Linked DNA regions of Homo sapiens: all the other regions are linked to region 1. Evidence: chromatin contacts called from ENCODE Hi-C or POLR2A ChIA-PET data. All regions are on one chromosome and are shown on one strand. The core of a region is the stretch at or near the end of the contact, and the rest is flanking DNA. Distances in the headings are between cores, read along the strand shown.

Region 1 (3,264 bases), core at 374-2,873:
AAAAAAAAAAAAAAAAAAAAAAGAAGAAGAAGAAATTATAATGAGAACTAATTTTAGAATTTAAATTGTTCCTTAATGCTTTTTGTTTATTTATGTTGAAAAGGAAGGCTACTCATATCAGAGATACCTTCATGATGACAGTGCTTAGTAAGTGATTTGTAGTTACTTTTGCTTTCTGTCTTAATACTTGGGTATCACACACAGAAAAATTAAGAAGAAAAATAAAAAAAGGAATTTCCACTCAACATTTCCCAATTTGAGATTATTTTTCTATTAGGAATAATTTCAGAATTTTGTCAAGCAATTTTCAAATAATAATACTTTTTGTGGTTTATAATACCATAATCCACGTGGTTCAGTCTCAGAGCAGTATTATGGCTAAAAGTATACAGTCCTTGCAAACAAATTTAATTTCAAAATAAATGAAGCCCTTTTCTTGTATGTACTGAACACTATGATGAAGACACATGAGTTTCAGCAATTCTTAAAATCCTCTTTTTTCTCCCCTCCACCCAACACTATCATATATAATGTCTGTTCCTGGACCTTTCTCAAATCTCCAAAAAATCTCCTCTACCTTCAACCTACATGACTTTTTCTATTATTTTTCCACTTACTTTTCTTCTTCTAGCCCCTCATTATACAAATTGACATTATATATAAATGGGAAATAAAATGTATATTGACACTAAATCATTCTCCCTCATCCTCCTACTATTCCAATGAATCTCTCTGCCTGTTATTCTATTCTTTCTCTTCAAAGTCAGGAGAAATGGAAAGACACTTTTTGAAAGAGAAAAAACAATGACTGAACAAACCTGAAATTCTCTTTTGCAGACAGGTGGTAAGTATGAGAGAGAAACTAAAAATCTTCATACACCCATAATTTTTAGTTCGTTGCATTCTAATGGCTACAAAATTTACTGCCCTTTCAATGAAAGTATAAAGCTGTTCACAGAGAGTATCTAAACTTAAAATCCTGAAACCATCATTCCATTCAGACCATAATTTTTAAATAACATCAGCAGCAAGAGCTTAATAAATTGAAGGTTCTCCTCACTTCCTTTTAAGTACCTCAGAGAATTTAAAACCTAGAAGAGAGAGTTAGTTCAACTGTTTTTGCTCTACACATTTTTGCTTTGGAGAGTTGTAGTGGTTTGGGTTAAAATTTTGACCCTAAGCACTGTGATATTCCCTCCCACGATGTGAGTCCCAAGAAACATCTGGAGTCTTCTGCAATGGGTCTCTGAATTTTCATTTCCCTACGTGGTACATATACAGGTTGCACATTATGATTTAATCAGCTGTCTAGAAAAATAGGCTCTTAGAATTCTAACACACTGGAACCAGTTGTGGTGTTTTTAAAGTAACAGCAGGACCACACTTACATCCTAAGACAGCACTCAGTCAAGAGTTCTTTATATCTCTTTTACAGTTCCTCTCTTCATACAAAGTAAACTTTTCTTCCTTTGGTCAAAAGGACATAGGACGAGCTATCTAAATGAAAGCACAGTTCTCTTGTGTCTGATGAATCACTAAGTGACTTGGTTCAACATTAGGTCACTGTGGAACACAGACTGTAACAGAAACACATAAAAGCTCTGACAGGGGAGGGGAGAGATGCTATTCTGGAATATCGTTGCCAGAGTAACATAAACCTTGTGTGTTTTCACAAGGAAATGAGTCACTTGTTTCTGTTGGCTAAAACTCTGTTTTCTTTAATTTCATATTTTAGCTGTCTAATATATGCTGAAAGAGCCCAGGGTTTCCAGTCTTCAGACGGAGATAACTTGCTAATTAAAAGCTCAACAGAGGGTTTTGCATGGTAATTAAACAGAACTGGATAAAAGAAACACTCAAGCAAACAGGAGCACATAGCAAATGCAAGGGTGAGAGCACTCAAACCACAATCAGTCCTCTAAGAGGGCCTGGGGAGGGGGAGCAATACCCATTGAGATAATTCAGAAGACAACAACAACTACAAATAACATTCACTGGACCCAATTTGCTAAGAAAAAAGTATAATATACTCAGACAAACTCAGGATATTTTGCCTGGAATTATTGAGTTATTTTCACGTTTTCCTTTTTTTTTTAAGATTTACCATTAGAAAGACTTACAGCAGGGGCTACACACACAGAAGCCGTCTGAGCTTGGCTGGTGACAAACTAGTGATGCAGGCTGACTATGGGACAACAGGGAGTGATGGGGACTATGGCATTCAGTCAAAAAGTTTAAAATGCTGTGCTTTGCATAATGTATTTAATATTTTACCTGTGAGCCAGATTCATCCTATAGGGTACTAGATCGGGACCTCTGTTCTTGAGTGGCAAGAAACACATGCTTCTTCATTTTTATTTGAAGACTGGCTTTCTTTTAAATATATCCACTGATAAAAATGTCAATATTCATTCAAACTTTTAAAATTATTATTGATATAGATGTCTATATTAAGAATCCTGATACTTAATATATACATACATACATATATATGTGTATATGTGTGTGTGTGTGTGTGTGTGTGTGTGTGTGTAGTTCTCCTCCAGTTTCTTTGCTTTTACGTCCCAAAACATATGGCCATTTGGTACTACTCTGCCTATATTTTTTCTCCCTGTTCTTCTTGATACCTCTTTAAGCAAATAGTCATTACCATCTACCTCTAATGGGTTACAGCCTCTTCTCCCACACCCCAGAAACCTATTCTCAACTGCCCACTTTACCGGAACTGTTGACCTCTTAATCGCCCGCCCTAGTGGACTTTCCAGCCCTGATTCCCTTAGGCCTCCCTAACTCTGTTAGTCCTTACTGGGGACACTCCTTGTTTGTAATACTCTTCTTCATCAGTTTCCCCCTTAACCAAACTATGTTAATTCTCTTTATCCTTCAGTCCTCTGTTGACTTCCATATTTAAATTATCCAAGTCTGACCTCTCTCCCTAATTACCTTCTGAATATTTTTACTGATATCCAATATTCCACTCCAACATAATATTTTAAAAATCACACTCCCCATTTTCCTCCTCTAAACCAGCATCTCTTCCTGACTTCTTTATCTCTGTCAATGGTACAATCATTCTCTCCACAAGACAGTCTCAAACCAAGAAGCTGTCTTTGATTCTTCCCTTTCCTTTCTTTCTCCTACACACAGGATTAGTCGCCAAGCTTGTTGGCTCTTGTAAAGTAATCTATTCTATATCCAAGCCTTCTTTTCTGATCTCATAGCCACACCCTTGACCAGAACCTTGGTTATTATCACTTAATGCCT
Region 2 (3,264 bases), core at 260-2,759, 390 kb after region 1:
CACATCTTCTGTGCTCTTTATTTTTGCCGGACCAGTTTGCGGTTAGGAGAATGTGCCTTTTTTGTACCTTTGCATTTAGGTTTTATAATTTTAATTGATGTATGGACACACACAAACAAAAAAGCATGAAGGAAGATTTGGATCCAAGCAGTGCCACACTTTACATCATCACTACAAGTGTTCAAGTGTAAAGAAAACCAATTTTGAAACTATGAAATTCCTGATTCATAAATACACAGTTATTTCTACTTTAGTACATATAAGATAATTCACTGTTATTAAAGCTCTTTTATTAAGGCAATTGCATATGTTTTAAAAGCAATGGTAAATTAAGTTGTCTTCCAAAACTGTGTACTTGTCTGGTCAGCTGTGTATGATCAGTTATCTACCTCAGAGTCTATTTTCTTTTGTGCTGGGACAGGTTGCTGGCCCTCCCTGTTTCCACAGACCAAATCCTCCTAGCTCAGGAGCTAGGGCTAAGCAGTTATTTCTTTCAAGTATTTTTTAGTTCTTAAATTTTATGCTTGTATTTGATGATAGATGTCAGTGACATTTCATAGTTTCAAAAGTCCTTGCTGCTCTGAGAAGTGTAGATTCTAGTGAAAATTACATAGTCATAAGAGAAATGTGTTTTTGTTTTTGTTTTTGTTTCATTTTTTTAAAGTTGTGGTATTATTGGTTCTATGCTCCCTGGAATATTACTGCTTTGTGAAAGTCCAGACTGAACGCAGCACCCTCTGTGTACCTAGTACAGTTATAAACCTGGGTCTCTCACTACTTGATATTTTTGCATTAGTTAAGACAGAAATTTGATAGCTCGGTTAGAGGGGAGGGGAAATCTGCTGCTAGAAATGTCTGAACTAAGTGCCATACTCGTCTGGGTAAGATTTGGGAAACATAACCTCTGTACATAAAAAAAAAAAAATCAGTTAAACATCACATAGTAGACAGCCATTAAATTATAAAAAAATTAATTTATGAAGAAAGACCTTTTGTACAGATTGAAAAAAAAAGATTTTCATAGAGATATCTATATGATCAAGAGAGTTAATTTTTTATTTTTGTTTTACTAGTGCCACAGACTTGCCAGTGGTAACTTATTTGTCCGGTTCAAGATAACTCTGTAGTTTTCTTTCCTAGGACTTGTTGTTAAACGCCAAAAGACATTTTTGAACTGTACATTTGATCAGATTGTTAGCTTTTCTGTTTTATTTCTTTTGAGAACCTTTGAATAAAAAACATCTGAAATTTTATTTTTCCTGTCAATTTTTTTTAAGTCGATTAAGTGTATATCAGAATTTCATTTCATTTCTGATCTCTTTCTTCAGCTCAGTAGATTGGTTTGAAAGTGAGTTGAAAGTTATGTCAGATTCAATATATCCTCAAAATACATTTCCTTGAAAACAATTGGAAAAACCTTTCCACCCCACTTTTGCTGGTTATTTAAATCTGTGTAATGACCAGAGACGTCAACCCTCAGCTCAGCACGTCAACCGTCAGCTCAGCACGTCAACGGTCGGCTCAGCAAATATCCAGCCCAAAATACACCACTAGTGGTCTGTTCTTAAAGACCAAAAAACCAGGCCCTTTTTCTTCCTCCTTTCTTGCTGCTACGCCTCAACTATTTCATTGCTTGTCAATGCTCAGCAAGGAAGACAGCCTAACAGCAGCCCTCCCACCTGTGGTAAGGAAGCATGTGGGCGAGAACCTCGGGATAATCTTATCTATGCGTTTATGACCAAGGTCCTCTTTCAGAGCTACCTGTTCAGCTGTTCCCGACTGGAGGCTCCCGTGCAGCATTCACGGAGGAGCGAGAACTCCTCTTTCCCTCACTTGACTGCTTTATAGGAGGCACTTAATATGCAAAATAGGCTCCTTCTGCCCAAAGTGGAGTAAACGTTTTAGTGTGGTGGTTCAGTATTTATTTCCTGGTGTCCAGTGGCTCTGTCATGGTGATAAAAAGAGTGGGCAAGGAAAAGATGCAGTCCGCTCCATTTCTGGCTGCGTCCCCTGCCATGTGGATGGTGTGCGGGGTGAGTTAGATAAGGGAGGGGTCAGAGCACTTAACTTGCCGGAGCCAAGAAATCGCTGGTACTTGATGGCTGTTTCAGAGAAGGAAACAACATTCCTCTGATGCTAACTGGTGCTTCTGAGAGCAAAATGTCAGGGAGGAGAGAAGCATGGCCTCTCGAGACAAACCCAGGCTGCTAAGAATGTAAGCTCTGGTCTCACTTTGCGTTCCAGCCAAACACCTAAGTGCTCCTTTCTATGACCAAAGGTAAGAAAGAAATGCAATTCAGGCTCCTGGGCACCTTCGTTTTTGTTCACCCTATTTTTGTTGTAGCTTCTCGCCGCTGAAGTCCGCGGCCCTCTATCTGGCTGTGTTATGTACTGAAACCGGTAAACATACTCAGGAGCACCAATCCACGGAAAAGGGAGGATCAAGCCAGCGATGGTGGTTCACAGTTACCGCTCCCATATAACTAGAGGGGTTGTGGCATGTTTGGGGATAAACCCCACCTAGCTGAAAGCTCTGAGACTGAAGTGGAATTCTGGGGTTGGAGGAGAGGAAAGAGGGTGTGGCCGTTGCTCTGTGGTCTACGTATTTTCCCCTCTATAGTGGCTGGAATGAGGAAAGCCAGGGAGTGGAGGCGGGAGTCCCGTTTTTCACCCCACTGCCACACCCTTCATGGCCAGTGGCTCTAGGTTTATCCGCTGGAGCTTAAATCCCACAAATACTGATTTAAAATTCACTAGGAGAAAGGCAGTGCCTCCCAGCCTGAGCCGGGGCTCAATGAATGTTAAGATATGACTGATTATATCCTCATTCCATTAGGGTAGCCAAAAAGGAAAAGAGCCAGCGCCATTGGGACAAAGGTCACCGACCTCTCAATCGCCCTGCCCCTTCCACAAAAAGCCTGAGATGTCAAGTAGGTGGGGGAGGGAGGAGAGCCGGGAGCTCAGGATTTGAGGAAGGCCAGGCAGTCTCTGCCCCTCGAATAGCAACGCGATGAGCTCAGCCCCCTCAGTCCAGGCCGAGAGCCAGATGGGGGTCACGTGGCCGCGGGGCCCCCCGGGCGCAGGGTCCTCGGCACAGCTGACGGGTGCGCGCCGAGCTCCGCCGGGCGAAGGAATTCCAGCCCCGCAAAATGGCTCCAGAGTGTCTCCCGTGACTCGCTCGGTGGCTGCGGAAGGCAAGAGGGTGTGTGCGCTTGAGCCGCTAGAGGGAGGGTGTTTTGTTCCTCAGCCGTCAGACGCGAGCTC
Region 3 (3,264 bases), core at 551-3,050, 290 kb before region 1:
ATTGCCTTTGTGATCATTCATTTATTCAACAAATACTATTTTGTTCCGAGCGTAACCCAGTTTTCTAGATGTGGAAAAGGAGTAAAGAAGGGATAATGTCTGTCTTCATGGAGCTTAGAATTTCAGTGTGTCTGGGGTCAGGGAGGGAAAGAGACAACAGATAACGAATATTGTGTATCAGACTGTGAAGAGTTCTGGAGAGCAAGCAGGGCAGGAAGATGGCAAGGTCCAGGAGTGTTTGTGTGTTGTGGGGAAGGGTGGGGCTCACATTTAAATAGGGTTCTCAAGGAAGAAGCCACTGACAGGGTGACTTGAGGAAAGGTCTGAAGGAGATAAGGGAATGAGGCATGGGGGAACGTGTGGAAGAGCTTCCTACTGAGAAGGAAGAGCAAGTGCAAAGCCCCTGAGGCTGGAGCTGCCTGGCACGCTTGGCTGGAATGGAGTGAGTGATGGACAGAGTAATAGGAGATAAGGTAGCAAAGGAAAGGTGACCAGATCAGAAATACAGAAGTATTTCCAAGAGGAAGAAATGATCATTTAGTACAATTATTAGGAACTTGCACAACATCAATGAATAAAACAGATAAAAAAAACTTATGCCACCTGGAGTTGACATTCTAATGAGAGGCAGCAGAAGTTAATAAAAAACAAAAAACCGAATTGTATAGTATGCTAGAAGTGACAAATGCAGCAGGAAATAAGTGTACAGAGAATGGTGGGGTGGGGTGTGTGGGTGCTTAGGAGTTCATTGTAACCTGGAACAATCTCAGAATGTAAACTTCTCAAGACTAGAGCCTAAGCTCTTTGTTCTTTTTTATATTACTCAATTCTTAGCACATTGTGGGTAACTAATACAAACTCATTGATAATGGCCCTGCTAAATAATAGTCATTCTACAGATGTTTTGGTTCTGCATCAGGGATGGTAATAGGTGAGCAAAAAGAGACACAGCCTGGCTTCCTGGAGTTTATAGTTTGGTGGTAGAGATAACATTGCTCAAATAATCATATAAGTAAATTAATGTAAAATTACAATAGTGATAGTGCTATAAATGAGAGGTATTTGATACTAGGAAAGCATGTTATGCAAAGAAGGAATGACAGTATGTTACTCTGCCTTCAGTGTTTCAGTAGTAATATTGGCTTTCCCAGGCAAATGGCATTTTGTAGTGATGGTGAAATAGGAACTAGAAATAATGCAAATGTTTTGTATTCTGTTTAAAACACATACTAAGCCACCCTTTGGAGAGGCAGTCGTAGCATCTCCGATATTAAGGCTTTGCTTATTTGAAATTTATCTAAACAGTAACAGCCTCTTGCCAGTATAGTTTAAACCATAATCAAAAGCTGGGGAAATTTGACTCATGATCTGGAAAAGGCCTTGGGTGCGCTTAGGGCAAAGCTTTTAATAGTTTCTGAGATACAAGTAAGATACTAGCGTTCTATTCCTTATATGAGGCCAGCAAGTCTGACTCCAACTCAATAACTCACTTCAGGTAAACCTATTTTCAGCTTTACTTGGAGGACATAACTCTTGGTCATTCTCTACTGTCCATTACTTTAGTTGACTGGTGATATGGTCCACCAATTGAACCAGAATATATTCATTCACCAGCAGCAATGACGTATTTTTCTGCATTATGCTCGTCCTTGGCAGAGGATGCTTCAGCTGCTCCCTTTGCTGCCTTGCTGTCAGTTTGATAAACGGACAGGCTTCCTTCCCAGCAGGGCTGGTGTGGTTCCAGGTTGCAGCACTGCCCACTTCAGCAGTCTGCAGGCCATTGTTCCTGCCTCCTGTGAGCTCACAGAGCCCATTTGGAGTGCACCGGGGCATTCCAAAAGACTCTCGGGCTGACAGCATCAGACCAATACAAGGAGAAAATAAAGTTTCATTTTGTTCTGTTAAATGTCTCTGCCAGACTCTACAGAGACATACTGCCAGAAGAATAAAGGGAAAGTTAATTCTGTCCGTTGCACAGAGCTATTTTGAAAATTTACTGCCAGGACCTTGCAACGGGTACATTTGTATATTTTAGCTTTTCCTTTAATCTGTTTCTCTAACTCGGTGATTCATTCATGTGCTGAATTTTTAAAAGGCAGGAAAGAGTCAAATATTGTATCAATGAGCACAGTTTTTAATGATAAAGAGAGTGAAATAGGACATGGCAGATCATGGAGACTAGAGAAAGGTTGGCCACGGAAAAACCAGTCCTGTCTGGGTTTTTCAGCAGAATTGATAGCATTAGCTTATGTGAACAGACTAACTGTAGATTGATGATGTACCAGACACTTCTTTTAGGTAGATGTTCTTTTATAGTCTACTTTAAGCAAAACCATAATAACAGTAGTAGTTACATCTTTCACAGTATATTCTCTTCCCACGCCCATCCCCATGATGTTCCTGTGGGAAGGGTAAGGATTTTAGTCACCAAAACTGAGACTCAAGGACATCGAGGCCTTGGGTCAATTTCACCCATCTAGTGGTGGTAGCAAGGATTTGTTCCAATGCCTTCCTACTTAAAGAAGGAAGTAAGCCAGGCGAGGTGGCTCACCTGTAAACCCAGCACTTTGGAAGGCCGAGGAGGGAGGATCACTTGAGGCCAGGAGTTTGAGATCAGCTTGGGCAAGATAGGGAGACCACCCTGTCTACAAAAGGTAAAAAATAAAAAATAATTAGCCAGGCATGGTGGTGCATGCCCATAGTCCTGGCGACTTGGGAAGCTGAGGCAGGAGGATTTCTTGAGCCCAGGAATTCAAGGTTATAATGAGCTATGATCACATCCCTGTACTGCAGCCTGGGTGGCAGAGTGAGACCGTGTCTCAAAACAACAACAAGAAAAACAACAAAAAACTAAAAGCAAATAGAAAGTAAGAAGTTGAAAACTCTTTTTCCTTGTGAAAAACAGAAGGTTTCTCTACAAAAAAAGCATATTAAAAACGTGAAAAAGTGGGCAGATATGTCTTTTTTAATTTTTTTCTTTTCTTTTTTTTTCTTCTTTTAAAATTTTATTATTATTACACTTTAAGTTTTAGGGTACATGTGCACAATGTGCAGGCTAGTTACATATGTATACATGTGCCATGCTGGTGTGCTGCACCCATTAACTCGTCATTTAGCATTAGGTATATCTCCTAATGCTATCCCTCCCCGCCACCCCCCAACCCCACAACAGTCCCCAGAGTGTGATGTTCCCCTTCCTGTGTCCATGTGTTCTCATTGTTCAATTCCCACCTATGAGTGAGAATATGCAGTGTTTGGTGTTTT

Evidence for each region. A loop is a pair of places that touch in the nucleus more often than their neighbours do. ChIA-PET counts read pairs that join two places held with the same protein, here RNA polymerase II (POLR2A). Pooled maps may share reads with other maps.
Region 2: a loop to region 1 is called in a map of sigmoid colon, with 3 times the contacts of the local background. The contact joins the promoter of LINC02478 here to the enhancer-like site in region 1. A Hi-C loop is called at or near these places in 3 of 168 maps with a recorded cell type or tissue (ascending aorta, naive thymus-derived CD4-positive, alpha-beta T cell and sigmoid colon) and 12 of 50 pooled maps. POLR2A ChIA-PET finds 5 or more read pairs at or near these places in 2 of 52 experiments (CD4-positive, alpha-beta T cell and endothelial cell of umbilical vein).
Region 3: a loop to region 1 is called in a map of ascending aorta, with 1.8 times the contacts of the local background. The contact joins two enhancer-like sites. A Hi-C loop is called at or near these places in 2 of 168 maps with a recorded cell type or tissue (ascending aorta and prostate gland) and 2 of 50 pooled maps. POLR2A ChIA-PET finds 5 or more read pairs at or near these places in 1 of 52 experiments (WTC11).

The regions. Positions count from the first base shown.
Region 1 is chr2:160,664,875-160,668,138 of GRCh38, reverse strand. No RefSeq gene overlaps it. Among named protein-coding and RNA genes, the nearest start is that of RBMS1, 170 kb to the right of the region's middle. Within about 2 kb of position 1,623, at least 7 of the 41 ENCODE cell types and tissues checked have a DNase peak (open chromatin) inside an H3K27ac peak, as active enhancers do.
Region 2 is chr2:160,270,140-160,273,403 of GRCh38, reverse strand. It overlaps LINC02478 (long intergenic non-protein coding RNA 2478), which reads left to right and starts at 1,509. Exons shown (of 2, transcript NR_103775.1): 1 at 1,509-1,684. RBMS1 (RNA binding motif single stranded interacting protein 1) reads left to right here. Exons shown (of 14, transcript NM_016836.4): 14 at 1-1,253. RefSeq lists an enhancer at 2,692-3,264.
Region 3 is chr2:160,951,193-160,954,456 of GRCh38, reverse strand. No RefSeq gene overlaps it. Among named protein-coding and RNA genes, the nearest start is that of TANK-AS1, 210 kb to the left of the region's middle. Within about 2 kb of position 1,800, at least 13 of the 41 ENCODE cell types and tissues checked have a DNase peak (open chromatin) inside an H3K27ac peak, as active enhancers do.